Linked DNA regions of Mus musculus: regions 2 and 3 are each linked to region 1. A link is a loop called in an ENCODE intact Hi-C map of the cell type or tissue named here. Cell type or tissue: left cerebral cortex. All regions are shown on one strand. Region 1 holds the start of Bcl2 (B cell leukemia/lymphoma 2). Region 2 overlaps Bcl2 (B cell leukemia/lymphoma 2). Region 3 overlaps Bcl2 (B cell leukemia/lymphoma 2).

What was found. Hi-C counts contacts between places; a loop is a spot of excess contacts. Peaks named below come from ENCODE experiments on the same cell type or tissue, not always from the same donor. Only the 100,000 strongest peaks of a DNase experiment are listed, where the experiment ranks them.
Region 2: it touches region 1 in a loop (2.2-fold over the local background); 8 of 42 quality-filtered maps call a loop at or near these places.
Region 3: it touches region 1 in a loop (4-fold over the local background); 23 of 42 quality-filtered maps call a loop at or near these places.

The regions. Positions count from the first base shown.
Region 1 is chr1:106,710,414-106,715,413 of GRCm38, forward strand. It overlaps Bcl2 (B cell leukemia/lymphoma 2), which reads right to left and starts at 3,877. Exons shown (of 2, transcript NM_009741.5): 1 at 1,892-3,877. The coding sequence starts at 2,467. In left cerebral cortex, CTCF peaks have their summits at 1,481 and 2,098; DNase peaks (open chromatin) are centred at 1,626, 2,236, 3,707, 3,939 and 1 more place; H3K4me3 peaks cover 3,952 bases; H3K27ac peaks cover 1,371 bases.
Region 2 is chr1:106,604,807-106,609,806 of GRCm38, forward strand. All of the region lies in intron 1 of Bcl2 (B cell leukemia/lymphoma 2), which reads right to left. It overlaps Gm37053 (a long non-coding RNA gene), which reads right to left. Exons shown (of 2, transcript XR_878433.2): 1 at 414-5,000; 2 at 1-379. Among named protein-coding and RNA genes, the nearest start is that of Gm37053, 7.6 kb to the right of the region's middle. In left cerebral cortex, no CTCF peak of the experiment used is centred here; DNase peaks (open chromatin) are centred at 2,240 and 3,084.
Region 3 is chr1:106,626,751-106,631,750 of GRCm38, forward strand. The region is part of intron 1 of Bcl2 (B cell leukemia/lymphoma 2); the gene reads right to left. Among named protein-coding and RNA genes, the nearest start is that of Gm37053, 14 kb to the left of the region's middle. In left cerebral cortex, a CTCF peak has its summit at 2,195; DNase peaks (open chromatin) are centred at 593, 2,235, 2,953 and 3,311; H3K27ac peaks cover 957 bases.

The sequences.
Region 1 (5,000 bases):
GTTGACCACAAAGATAGGCCCTGCAACAAAACCTTGATGGTGAACAGAGAAGAAAAGAGACTCTCCATTTAAAGAGAAACCTCGGCTGTCTGACGTGTTAACACGTTGCGAGTCGGCACCAAAGGTCAGTTTGTATCTGAAGCCCTGTTTCCCATCTTTTTATTAACCTGATAGTCAATATCACACATTCACTGCTGTGGATTTCTTTCAAATAGAAAGAAACACTGTTAATAAAAATATGAAATAATAAACCTAAATCAGTTTTATTTTGACTTTAAAATGATTCTTCTAGAGCCCGAAGTTCCCATCTCTCTGAATACAGTGGCTAAAATATCAAACCACCTACTTAACTAAACATCTTACAAAATAGCTTCTCTCCTTCCGCCAAGTCTTCCAGAATTGCTAACAGACTGATCCTGTGGGATGTCAACAAACAAGCAATTCACAAAGAGCATGTGAATTTCAAGCACTTAAAAACTCTGATATTTGAGTTAATTTTACTTTTAAACATCGAACAGTGCCACCAATATTTTGTCAACTTTGGTCAAATAAGATCAGATGTTCACATCAATCATCTATTTTTCTTGGCTTTTTCAGGGCCTATGAATATTAGCATATCTTGCAAACTGTAGTAAAAACAGAATGTGCTTCTAGATATTTGGTTCACGTTCAGTCAGTTACAGACTTTTTGTTCCTGTTAAGATATAATATATATGTATATGTATATGTGTATATATATATATACATATATATATATACACACACACACACACACACACACACACACACTCACATATATATTCGTTCTCTTTATACTACCAAGGCAGGACTAAAATGAAAACCCTTTTCATTAAAACAAGGTCTTTTAAAAAATGTCAGACAATAATGATTGCTTTCACATAACTTAATTGTTTTAGCTATAGCAAGTCTTAAGTCTGCTCTCTGCCCTTAAAGAACCAGAGAAAAGCTTAAATCACACGGTAAAATATGGAAGCTGAACCTCCCAAGATCCCAGAAAACTATCACCCCATAGATGCTCACCAGTGTTGTGGATACGAATCATTTTAACTTGTCAGGGCTGGAGACGCCACAGCTAAGTGGACTCCATTACCCCTTTCATAGGCACCCTAGATGCAAGTCCATTCAGCAGTAGAGATCGCAAAACTATGTAGAATGCAGGTAGAGAAAAGTAAGACATACAGTGGATGCAGACTTCTAAATCATCGCATATTCGTTGACGGACATGTTTAGGGTGCACACCCACCATGCCCACTGGGGACTATGGCATAGACAGACTGGATTCCACAAACATCCACGAATACCTACCTAAGCTTACCTTTTTTTTTTTTTTTTTTTTTTTTTTTTTACAAGCTTAGCTATGATTTCCAGGAAAAGGAGCCGTGTTGTTTTTCTTTGGGAAAATGTTCCCAAGTGAGTTAGAAAAGGTTTGCCTGCGTCCTCTGGTGGAGCCTGCATGTCTAGATGGACCTTTTAAAGTTTGTTAGTCCACCAGAGGAGCTAAAGATGCATAGGTCAAGAGGGAGTGTTGGAGGTCTGGTGCTTACACAGGACCCAGAACATCTGCAGCAAGCTACTCAGACGAACTAACTCTGAGAGTTACTGGAGGGATGCTATTATCTCCAGATCCTACTGGATCAAAAATGCTGGATTCTTGCTCCCTCACAGCCAGCGGGCAGGAGTTAACACAGTGTTGGCAGGGTGTGATGTACCCAGAGGAAGAGAGTGAGAGGTCAGGGGAGCAAAGCTACAAACTCGACTTTATTTCATCTGCTCAATGGCCCATTTTGACCCAGAATCCACTCACACCCCAACCTGCGCATCTTGGCCTTGAGATCAAAGCCCAGACTCATTCAACCAGACATGCACCTACCCAGCCTCCGTTATCCTGGATCCAGGTGTGCAGATGCCGGTTCAGGTACTCAGTCATCCACAGGGCGATGTTGTCCACCAGGGGTGACATCTCCCTGTTGACGCTCTCCACACACATGACCCCACCGAACTCAAAGAAGGCCACAATCCTCCCCCAGTTCACCCCATCCCTGAAGAGTTCCTCCACCACCGTGGCAAAGCGTCCCCTCGCGGTGAAGGGCGTCAGGTGCAGCTGACTGGACATCTCTGCGAAGTCACGACGGTAGCGACGAGAGAAGTCATCCCCAGCCCGGCGGAGGGTCAGATGGACCACAGGTGGCACAGGGCTGAGCGCAGGCCCAGCGGTGGCAACGAGGGGCCTGAGAGGAGACGTCCTGGCAGCCATGTCCCGGTGCACAGCGGGCATTGGGTTGCTCTCAGGCTGGAAGGAGAAGATGCCAGGGGTGGGGGCAGCCCCCAGGGGCGCCGCGTCCGCATCTCCAGCATCCCACTCGTAGCCCCTCTGTGACAGCTTATAATGTATGTACTTCATCACGATCTCCCGGTTATCATACCCTGTTCTCCCGGCTTGCGCCATCCTTCCCCGAAAAGAAGCTGCAGGTACCAATGGCACTTCAAGTCCCGACTCCCGCCCCACGGCCCCGAAAGAAAAAAAAAAAAAAAAGAATAGTTATAATCCAGCTCTTTTATTGGATGTGCTTTGCATTCTTGGATGAAGGGGTGTCTTTAGTTACACCGAACACTTGATTCTGGTGTTTCCCCGTTGGCATGAGATGCAGGAAATTTTTATTCAAATTCCTTTCTGCTTTTTATTTCATGAGGTACATTATTTATTAAGCTTTGTTAATATCAGTCTACTTCCTCCGCAATGCTGAAAGGTGAAGAGGCGGGACGACCTAGGAAGTTAAAATCAGGTGTGTTTTCCTTTATATATTTAGGGTAAGAAAGGTATATCCGCTACAAGTTACACGTTTAAAAATGCATTAAACTGTCTGGAAATGAAATTTGCTTGAATGCACTTGAAGTAAAAAAATATTTCAAACGCGTCCATGGAAAGTTATATTAAACAAAATTCCTGTGCAAAGAACTTACTGTATTTTCTAAGGACGGCATGATCTTCTGTCAAGTTTACCCTTTTTTGGTAAAACCCAAACAAATACATAAGGCAACCACACCATCGATCTTCAGAAGTCTCCTTGTATAAGCTTCTTTACAACTTGCAATGAATCGGGAGTTGGGGTCTGGGGGCTAGGTGGAGGAAAAATCAGGAGGGTTTCCAGATTGGGTCCTCACACTCCGGCTTCACTGAGAATGTCAATCCGTAGGAATCCCAACCAGAGATCTCAAGAGCACCGCAGCGGGGCAAAAAGGCAGCGGCGGCGGCGGCAGATGAATTACAATTTTTCAGTCCAGCATTTGCAGAAGTCCTGTGATTCTCCCTTCTTCTCGGCAATTTACACTTGCACACACACGCTGGAGCGCAGGCATGGATCCGTATCCACCGGACCGCTTCAGACCTCCAGGGCAGAGAGACACGCCAAGGGGACGATGGAGGAGCTGGGGGACCGGGACCGGAATCCTCTTCTGATTAAACTCCGAAGGGCCAACGCGCTTTCCGAAACGGGAAAAAAAGCAGCTTGCTAAATGCAGGCACGGACGCGCTGGGGCCGCGGGTGCCCAAGGAGCAGCCCGCGCACTGTGTGTGGTGCGCTGCGGGAGAAGGAGGTGGTGGGGGAGGGTTTGCCCCCCCTCTTTTTCCTAAAAAGGATGACTGCTACGAAGTCCCCCCCTGGTCCCCTCTTCCGCTGCACCCCACCGGCGCACCCCGCCTCCGGGCTGCGCACCCTTTCTCCTCCTCCGCTGCGGGCGGCGCTGGCGGCCGCCTCCTCGTGCTTGCGCCGCGCAGCCCGTTCCACGGTGACGGCTGCGGCTGGGGAGGGCCTGGGCACCTCGGTGTTGGCGGCGGCGGCTCGGCGGGGACCCGGACGCGGGGCGGGAGGACGGGCCGGGGAGGAAGGGGGCGGGCGCGGGGCGGGGGGCCCGGCCTCTTACTTCATTCTCCGCCGGAGCGCCTGGTTTCCTGTACGTACGTCACCGTTCATTCAAAAAAAAGAAGAAAGAAAGCCCTCCTCTGAGCGCCCGCCCGCCGCCTCCTCCCGCCGCCCGCCAGCCGCCCGGGTTAAAGGCGCCGCGGCCGCCCCGGGGAGCGCGCGCCCGGCCGCGGCCGCTGGCCTGGGTGGCGGCCACCCGCGGGCTACGCTGGGCCCCGGACCGTGGGTGGCGCGGGCCTCCCGGGCGGCAGTGGCTCAGTGGGCGTGTGAGGGGCCTCCTCGGGCCTGCGGGGCTGGCTGCTGGCTGGACGTGCCTATAGCCAGGGCCAGGCTGTGGCGAGGCACCTGGATCTTTTCTAACAGGATGGGCACAATTGCATGGATCTTTTTCAACGTGTACAGTGTGCACGACCGCATGGACTTTTTCTATGTAGCATGTGCAGGTCACATGGACCCTTTCTAACCGCGTGCATGGAATGTGCACAATCCAATGGACCCTTTCTAACCACACATAAAGTGTGTACACAGTCGCTCTGTGTGTGTGTGTGTGTGTAGTGCAGTGTATCTACAATCATGTGGACCCTTTAAACAGTGTAGTGTATACAACCACATATAGTGTATAAAATCAAACAGACCCTCAGCTAACCATGTGAACCCCCAAACACTATGTTATCAGCTCTCAGCAGCCAGAGAGATTACCGAGACATATATTGACTCCTAAGTAGTGAGTAGTACCAATATGCTACCCTTGGGTGAAGAGAGGCAACTCCCAACACAGTCTCCAGGATATTAATTACAAATGAAAATACTTAGAATAACAACGTTAGCATGCTTGTTTCTAGGCCCTTTTGTCCAGACACCACAAGCTGTGTAACTTAGAACAGGTCTGAGTACTCCTCTGCTCTGAAGAGCATGATGTGATGTCCACAACCAGCAAGGGATGTGCCTCAGAGGCTGGTCTTTCCTCATCTCTTCTTAGTCAGACAGTGGCAGACTGATGGCAGTCGCTGATGCTCTTGGCTTGTTAAAGAATAGTCAAAGTGGTATGCGGAGTTACTT
Region 2 (5,000 bases), 110 kb before region 1:
TTTCTCTGTCTCTCTGTCTCTTTATCTCTAAAGATAAGTTTATAATTAACTAATTTTAAACTCTTTTCAGTTTTAAAGTCCCTAAATCAGTGACAGAAAACACAGGCTTAAAATAACCAGAGAAATAACACGAGAGAAACAGAATACATAGATAACTTGGAAAGCATTTGCCCTTTAACCCAACAATCCCATTCTGGGGATTTGCCATGTTCACATATGAACTGAATTATGGCAAAGTGATATTCTGGGCAGTATTTACAACACCAGGAGACTGAAATAGCCAGGTGTCCATGAGCAGGAGCTGGTTAACTATACCTGCTGCAATGGGGAGCTGGTTAACTAGTTATACCTGCTGCAATGGGGAGCTGGCTAGCTATACCTGCTGCAATAGGGAGCTGGTTAACTAGCTATACCTGCTGCAATGGGGAGCTGGCTAGCTATACCTACTGTGATAGGGAGCTGGCTAACTAACTATACCTGCTGCAATGGGGAGCTGGCTAGCTATACCTGCTGCAATGGGGAGCTGGCTAGCTATACCTACTGTGATAGGGAGCTGGCTAACTAACTATACCTGCTGCAATGAGGAGCTGGCTAGCTATATGGAGTTCTGTAATGACTCCAGGGAACTGCTCATTCTGCATTCCTTTCTCCTCTGACTCTGAGGTTAGCTCTCTTTTCACTAATGAGATGTAAGCAAGTACAAGGCAATAAGGCGGCTTCTCAGTACCTCCATGTTGGGGCACAGTCCCCTTTTGTTTCTGGGCCCATTTGAAGTATTCCAAGTAAACTTGCTGAGAGAACTGATTGCAGGTGCTGTAAGGATCTACCAGCAACCATGGCAACCATGGAACAAGCAAGGCTGTAGGAGTAGCGTAGCCTTATGACTGTATCTACACATGTAAATTCTGGCAAGACCAGCAGAAAATCCACTGGCTGACCCACAGAACTAGGGAGTAATAAAACAGCTGTCGCTGAAGCCACTCTATTATGGAGTACCTCAGTGATACAACCTGGTATCTCTCAGAAGGTTGATGCTATGAAGGCAGCATATCAACCATGAAGAAAAGAAGGGCATCCTATCTCGAGAATACACTGTTATGTGAACAAGCTGTCTGAATAACAAACAGCATTGTTTTGTGTAAGAAAGAACAAAAGAAGAAATATATCTCTATATATGAATACTTACATATGTATATATTCATATAAATGTGTGTGTGTGTAGCACAAGGAGACACTAGACATATACTCAAGAAATAAAATGTGGCTATCTGCATCTATGGAGAGAAGGGACAACAAATGAGATGGTTGAGGATGAGTGGGTAAAGTTACCAATAAATAACTGTCCTAGTGTTTGAAAGGTACAAAGATAAAGCAAGGGAGAAACGCCATAGCCTGGAAAGGCAAAAATTCAAATTGCCAACCATATTTCTGCAACAAAGCTATCCTTCATCTCATGGCCTTCCTGTGATACAGAATCACACTTCCTCATAGCATGTGCAGTTATTTAATGACACCTTCTCTTCTGTGCAAGATTGTAAGCACTTTTGGAGCAGAAAACACATCTCAGGTATCTCAGTCGGTTCAGCAGCCAGCAAGCACCATGTGAGGCACAGAGCAGGAAAGCACTACAGTCTTGTGAAAAGAAACTTTCAAAACACTCTGGGAGAGGTGAGATGGCTCAGTGGGAATGACGACTGCAGTTCCTTCTCCAGAATCCACAGCATAGAAGGAAAGGCCAGCACCCATGTGGCAGTGTGCATGTTCCCATACAAATAAGTATATAAATAATGATGACGCCACGTAAAGAACACTGGTGAGTCCCAAGGAATCCGCACCTCAATTTCTTCTGTAGGACTCCTGCTGCACCATCTTCTAGGAAAAAAGTAAGCATTGTTTATGGCTTTAGCATGTGTCTCTCTCAAATGTACCCTGAGTTACTGGGAGAGGGTGAATTATATAAAAGCTAAATTTGAATGCCATGAGAGGCAAAAAAAAAAAAAAAAAGCAACATAGGTTCTTTTATTTTAAAAACTAACAAAAAAAGGAGCTAGAAAAATGAAAAATGATGTTTGTCTCATTGTTTCTTGTAAGTCACAAAGAGACTCCTGTGGAATATGCAGTAAGATGGATTAGTGGGATGTTGAATGTGCTGAGCTGGGAGGCTTCATTGCACCTCAACAGAAGTCAGCATTCAACGACTGCGGGATGCTATGTATTGACTTCAGTGCTTCTAGGAAAGGCGAGACCACAGCTTTCTCTGTAAACCTTTTCAAGAGCTTAACAGTTCTCACTGGAAACCTCTTTTTCCTTTGAAGATGTGCCTTTCCTAGTAAGTCTTAAAGTCCGTCTTCTATCACAGCACACTGTCTACGTGTCTAACCTCATGATGGCAGAAGCTCTTCTGAGAAGAAGTCTGAGGCACCTGGATGGTGCAAACTGTACCTCTCTCTCTCTTGATGAAGGACTCAGAGTTACTTCAACCCTTATGTGATCTTGGACCACATGAAGAGATAGCATTATGTAGCACTGATACTGTATCTGGACAGCAATGGGCAATTGCTAAGAATTAAAAACATGCTAAAGATACATATGTAAGAAAGAGAAGAAACTAATTCTATATATCCAATTGTTGAGAGAAGGAGGGCGAACACTTGTTTTCTACCTATAAAATTCATAAATATTTGTTGGAAAAAACATGAACACAGCAGTCTGAGCATCAGGAAAAAAAACACATCAGAGCCATAATAGTTCTAGACCAATGGAGAGAAGAATTTAAAGATGGCCAAGGGCTGGTGCTTATAGAGGACCACAGTGCTTCCTGAAGACCTATGTGGCTCTGAATGACTGCCTGGTGCAGAGGGGTGCAGATGTTTGGGAAGTTCACTGTAAAGATCTGCCTCAACTATACCTAGTTCACACAGACCATCGGGATAGACGCCTCCTTATTTGGTATAGAAAAAAATTCCTGGGACTCATACTAGTTTCAATTTAGTTCTTATGCTATTTTAATTCTGACTGTGAAATTTGGAAACTTCAAAGAAAAGTCTGGATAGAGGCTTGGAATGTTTAAGCTAGCCCAGACTCCACACTCTATGGGCACCATATGGTTTTTCTACCCTTGACTTTGTAAAAAGGAGAAACCGGGTGTAGGAATATACCTTTGTAATAAAAGTCTATTCAAAGGCATGGAAGGTTTATTTGATATATGAAGGAAGGTATTTGACCAGGGGGACACTTAGCAAGAAGAAAATATGAAGCTCTAAGTAAATACTGCCCATCTGCTCCTGGCCCCACCACCTGGCTCTTATTCCTTCTCTGATAGGTTTGAGCCAAGCAATTTTGTTTTATTTGTGCGCTTTGAGAGGCCACCTGTCGTGGAATAGACTTATACATTAAACAAAGTGAACATTTCATATTTCTGTGTTTCCCATATGATTTCCCTAAACAAAAAGCACTTATTTCACCTTAAGCAGATTTAAAAAATGCTGACTCTGACAAAAGGTATAAACAAGGCAATCTTTTGTTTATGAAGACTGTTCGCAGCCCATCCATAGAAAGACACCCTCTCCCTCCCCAACTCTGGGGAGTTAATCCATCCACACATTTTGGTCATTTCCCTGGCTCTTGTAAGCTACAGTGAAGGAAAAGCATTTTACAAGGGAACATGGTATATTTGTGCTAAAAACAGGCACCACAGAAATCCAGAGAAGGGAGCCAAAAAAAAAAAAAAAAAAAAAAAAAGCCAGGCATACAAGTCTAGAGAGCAGGCAACATCTAGGGATGGTATTTGGGGAAAGGGGGAGAAGGAAAGGGAGGGGGAGGTGGGGAAAGGGGAGTACTGGGTGAGGATTTGAAGCCAAGACTGCCTGATAGAGGGAAGACTTTGAGGAGTCTCTAGCTCTCAGGCTAAGGAACGCAGGCCTTTTCCTTGAAACTTTAGCTGTGGAAGTTCTCAGGCAGGGAATACAAACTTTGCAGAAATACTTTGGCCTGAATAGCGTGTAGGAAACCCCTGTGGTTGTGTGGACCTTCAGTCTCTATGGGAATAGACACAAAAGAGGATTACACGTGAGTGGCCACTTGACCTCCAGATGGCCTTCCTTGCTCTACTTGGTGCGACTCCTTTAAGGCCTTGCTCTGAGTAGAACAGCTTTCATGCACTGCAGCCTTGCTCTACCAGGAGTGTTACAGGGATGGTTTGGGTCTCATGGAATTAGTGTCAGCTCAGGCCAGTGTGTAATTGCTTCCTTTATTCTAATACAGTGTAGTACTTTACCATGGAAGAACACTGGGAGAGGAGAGATTACAGCATACAATGTGGACAATGTGGGCAGCATTGTGGGGTCTCTTCTGTCTCCCCTTCACTCAAAGAGCTCTGTGTCTATGAACTGGATCGAGGTTAGGAATCAACAGAGGTGCATCACCTTTAATATTCACGTTAGGATTTCCTGGTCCTGACCCAGAAGTTTCTGCTTCTACTAGTGAGTATTTTTGTAGATTCTTCACCAATTTCCCATCTAGGAGGCCATGGGGATAAAGTCTGAGAAGAAGAAGAGGCTGTGAGGGGATATATGCATACAGAAGAAGGGGAAGATGGAAACCAGGAGGGCCGAAGTTGGAGGACAAGATCTGGTCTACATTACCAGGTGGTGCCCTAACAGCAATCACAGGGGAGGATGAGCTTGGAGGAGGAGGGACGGAGATATGCTGAGATGGTGCTAGGCTGTCCCAAGTCAGCACAACCAACCTAGAGTTGGAAATATGGAGAGACATGGGAGCAATTCTAGTCAGTACACACAGTTTTGGATAGCCTACAATGTGGGCCCTACATGAAAGGATGTCAGGGAGAAGATGAACTACCTGGGAGAGAAAAGGCAGAGAAGTGTCTGAAGACCTGGGCTAAGCTGAACATTCTAATTCTCCAACCAAGGCAAGGCAGAATAGCAGGTCTGTTGCACAGAGGTGGCTGTTCAGCAAGGCAAAGAAACGCACGGTGGTGG
Region 3 (5,000 bases), 84 kb before region 1:
GGTGGAATTACAACTGTAATTCGAGCTGTAGGTAGGTTGAAGCTGGAGGAATGTCATGAGTTTGAGGCCAGTCTGGACTCCTAGGTCAGACTGGGATACATAGAAAACCCAAAAGGAGAGAGAGAGAGAGAGAGAGAGAGAGAGAGAGAGAGAGAGAGAGAGAGAGATTGAGAGATGGAGAGATTTTTAATGGTGTATGGGTCTCAGCTGTCTGTAGTGTTTTGCATCTTATAAGTATACATTTTTGAAGGTTATGTTTAAGAGGTTGTATGTATATGATATTCACCTGGCCCACTCCTCCATCTTTCGGCATATGCGCCAGAGGACCCATAAGAGATTGCCCACAGCCATCTTAGTTTGGGTCCTGCTGGCACAGTGACAAAGTCACAGGTTAAGCACGTCTGAGACTGCTTGCACTGATGAGGGACACATGGCAGTATCACCATGAGCATCATTAGCAAAGGACTAGTGATGATGCAGACGGCCTGTGGCCTCCACAATGGGTTGTAGGTCACCATTTCCCTGCTCAAAGCTCACTTGTCACACCATCAGCACCACAACACTCACTGAGTCATTCCTTTAACACAAGGAACTGGCACTTGAGGGAAGCATGGTGGGGTGGGGGTGGGTGGAGGAGAGAAACCTCCTTCTTAGGAAAGGCAATGACATAATCCCATAAAAAGGGAAGCAACCAGCTGCTCGCGCCGGTCATCTGATGTCTTTTCAATGGGCCTGTAACTCACTTCGGAGAGGTTGTATCTCTATTTCACATCTGCTGAGGAGGAAGGAGAGGTCAGAGGAGGAGAGAGAGGAACACCATTCAGCCAGTGGAGTTAAGGACAGGCGTTCCCCTACAATGACATCTGACCCTATCTTGCCTGGGGTGGGTATCTTACTCCTCTTTCAGCTCTTATTATTTTTTTTGTTTAGACTTTTATTTATTTTGTATGTGCATTTATGAGGGTATGTCACATGGGCAAGGTGCTTGCAAAAGACAGGAGAAGGTGTCAGATCTCCTAGGAGTAGATATGCAGGTAGTTGCACATTATCTTACATGGATGCTGGAAACTATGCGTGCAGCAAATACTCTTAATTGCTGAGCTTCCTTGTTTTCAGGTGTGTGTGTGTGTGTGTGTGTGTGTGTGTGTGTGTGTGTGTGTGTGTGATTGGCTACCTTCAAATTTACTATGTAGCTGAGGGTGACCCTGAACTTCTGGTCTTCCTGTCTCTACTTTCCAAATGCTAGGATTAGAAGCATATAGTACACCAATAAATTTATTCATAGAATGTATAGATTGGGTCACTTAGTCCCCATAGAAGCATCCAGATGTAATTGTGGGTAAAATGCTCAGCTAGACTTTTTAAGCCAAGAGACCAGCAAAGCTATTCATAAAGTATGGACATATGCTTCATGCTAGCAGACACACACACACACACACACACACACACACACACACACACACACACACGTATATATATTTAACTCTGCCACAGAGAATTCACAGCTTTAGGAATGGCTACAGGTATACTACAGAATCCAGTTTTCCTAAGTTAAGACCCCCATGAGGTTCACATAAATGAATGTGAGAGTCACAAAAATTGGCAGCAGTGAATGATTTCTGTACATCCTATGACCCAATATTAATTCAAGATCAAATGGGAACTGAATCATAGCATTTTTGCAGTGTTCCTCTTTTGATCACACCACAGCTTCAGTTCTGAACTCCTGTGTTCTCAGCAGCAGGCATGCTGCAACACCATGCAATGTTAGAAGTACCTCAGCTTCAAGACCACTAGCTAAGAACACATTGTATACTCAATACTGTCTGCTTTTATAGAAATATTAATAGTTTAATTATGGAAAGCAAAGACTTTTAATATTTTTCTACCATTACTCCTCAGTATATTTTAGTTGTGTTATATTCAAGTGTTTGATTTGTAAATTGCTATTTGAATTGTTGATTGCATTTTTCAGAATAAATCAATCAGTAGAGGAGGAGGAAGAAGAAGAAGAAGAGGAGGAGGAGGAGGAGGAGGAGGAGGAGGAGGAGGAGGAGGAGGAATCCGCAGCAGCATACAGTGCACTCAGTTTACTGGTGAGTGAGGTCAGGGTCTTGTAAGGCCAGGCAAGCACAGCAGCCTCATCCCCAACCCAGCTCCCTGCATTGAACACTAGGGGGAGAGTCCTGGAGTCAGTGCAATCCTAGCCTCTGTTGTTGTGGGGAATTCCTTTTCCTTTTCTTTTAAAATCTGCAGCAGGAACTTCAGCATCTTCCATGTACACAGGGTGTATGTAAGTCTCACTCTCTGACTTGCCACTTTGCTCTTCAGTCCTCCATAAATACACAGATGCCCAGAAGTAGTGTTCATTAACCTGTTTAATCTCCATCAATGCCATCCCTCAGACCCCTAGCCTACCCTCTCTCCTGTTCCATCTTGGGTTGCCTATAGACTGTTCTAGAAGGAGGTCTAAGCCCCTGCCATCTTGAAGGAGAAGCCAGTAATGGGCTCCATCCCATTAGAGGAGTAAACATGCTGGCTGTGGGAGTGGTCTGGACCAGGAGCTTCTCCCCAAAGCAGTACCACATGCACATTTGAGGCTGCAAATAAGAAAGAATTTTCTGGCTGGAGGAACTGCTAAATAGCAGGGTGGGTAACCAAGGGAGGTCCCGGAATCTCCTCTCGAGATCTTTGAAACTAAGATACAATCTCCCATGTCTGCGATAATTTTTTGCAGTCCTGACTAGAGACAGATGGAGGAGGTGCCTCACAGAGACTCCTCCCTAGGCCTGTGATCTGCCTCTTGCCTTCAGTTTGGGCTAAGCTCCTGGGGAGTCGCTTCCCGGGGAAGCTCTGGGATGTAGAGCAGGCTTGTTTACATCAGCCTCTCTTCCTCACACCTCTTTCCTTGTTCTCAGATGGAAAGCTGGTCAAAGGTCAGGGTTGCCCAACTGCCCACACATAGTTTGGTAGTAGCATCAGACTCCGGCAAAACAGAGGGTTGATTCTAATGTCTGTGCATCTACCCCAAGCTCAGAACCTGGGTGAGAACAGAGACAATTAGCTTTTGCTAACAATCCATTCCAAATGAGAATATGATCCCGCTAATTGATTTTAAATAGATTTTTAAAAAGGATCCTTGGCCGTACTTCATCCTGAATACAACAGAGTTTCAAAAGTGTTCATTCCAGGGTTGGTTTCTTTCCCCCCTTTCTTCTGGCTTAAACCCCAAATGGCCAAGATCCCAGTCTGAATAAACAGTGTGGGTGGTGACTGTTCTGTGGGGCCCTGTAGAGGATGCAATCACTTTCCTTCTCTGCTCAGCATTAAATCATGTAAAAGTAGCTGGGGACTCCACCACCTCCTCACCAAGGAACCAAGGGGGCAGCTTAACGTGTATTCTTTGCCCAGGGAGGGATGGAGCAGGAAAGGATTTCTCCTAGCTGTGAGCATTTGATTATGCATAAAGTTCATTGACCTCACAGGCAGCTGTCAGATGATCTTGCTAAGGCCTGTGAATGGCATCCCAGGAATGCAGTGATGTGGGCAGAAACCCAGTGAGTTCATGCCACCAAGTGCTTTAAATGGGACAAATGAGTGGCTGACCAGAATGCCTCCAGTGGGAACAGAACCAGAGGATAATCAGTAATTCAATATCACCTAAGCATTGCTGGATCTTCAAAAGTGATCCCTGGAAATCAGAAACTCGGGACAACTCCCATAGGGTCCTGAGGGGGTTGGGAGGCATGGTAATGGGAGGCTGAGTGGGAAGCCAGTCTGCAGGGTTACTGCTGTAGCAGGCTGCAAATAAGGCACTTTCAGTATTCCCTCCCTTCTTAAAAGGTAATGCTTTCTGCCTTTCCTGCCACTGACACCAGAGGAAACCGAGGAAGCAATACATTCCTAAGGACGCTGTGGGGCTTGAAGGGGACAGTGGAGTCTCTGTTTATTTAGACAGTTTTGATATAATACAGCCCTACATGTGTATGCAGTAAGTATACCTACTTGTCAGTAAATGCCCTGAAATACTTTTTATGCAAAGTGGGCTGCTACATTCTCCTCTTTTTCATCCTATCTGGGGCAGCCTCTGCTCTACAGGCAACCGGGGTATGGAGTATGGGAAAGTGTTGGACCCAACTGGTCTCTGCTTCTGGGTAAAAGGAGACAGGGAGTTCCCATCAGTGCGGTCAGATGGTTAAGGGCTGGGGGGTCTCTGACTCTGGAGGAACTTGAACTACTTGGGCTTGGTGCTTCTTCAAACACTTCTGTTACCTTGTTGAGTATTTGATAGTTTCTTTCAGTAGCTTTCTCACCTAATGCACTCACTTTATCTATCAAAATATTATGCTTTGCATGGGTAAATACCTCACAGTCATATCTTAAGTCAAGACTGCATTGCATTAGCTCTGGTCCCTTTGGTACTATGAATATAAAGAATGAGCAGCTGGAATTTAGCCAACAATTTTGATATCCCACTGGAAGCAGAACAGAAGGAATCTTACTTATCTCACTTTTAAAGTAACCCGAAATTCTAAAGTCCTTTACCAAATAAACCACCTAAATTTGAATGTATGCTCTGTCTATATCCATGTCAACTTAGTGAAGTGTTCCAAAAGCACACGGTGGAGGCTGGGGATGGAGCTCAGTTGGCAGAGTGTTGCCTAGCATTCACAAACTCTTGGACTTGATACTCAGGATCAATTATATAAACTGAGTATGGTGTTATACACCTGCAATCCCAGAATTTCGGAGGCAGGAGGATCAGAGTTCATGGTCATCCTCAACTACAGAGTGAGTTGAGGTCAGCTTGGGAGATAGGTTTCCTGTCTCAAGAAATGAACTGAAGGAGGGAAAGCGTCAGGTAAACTCTGTGTTACGTGAAAACTAAAGAGAGATACATCCTCAAACAGGTTTTAGGTGAAAAGGCACATTCTAATCACAACAGCCTCAATCTGGACAGGGTTCCTTTCAGGTAGGAGGTGGTGACTGGACCCTTAAAG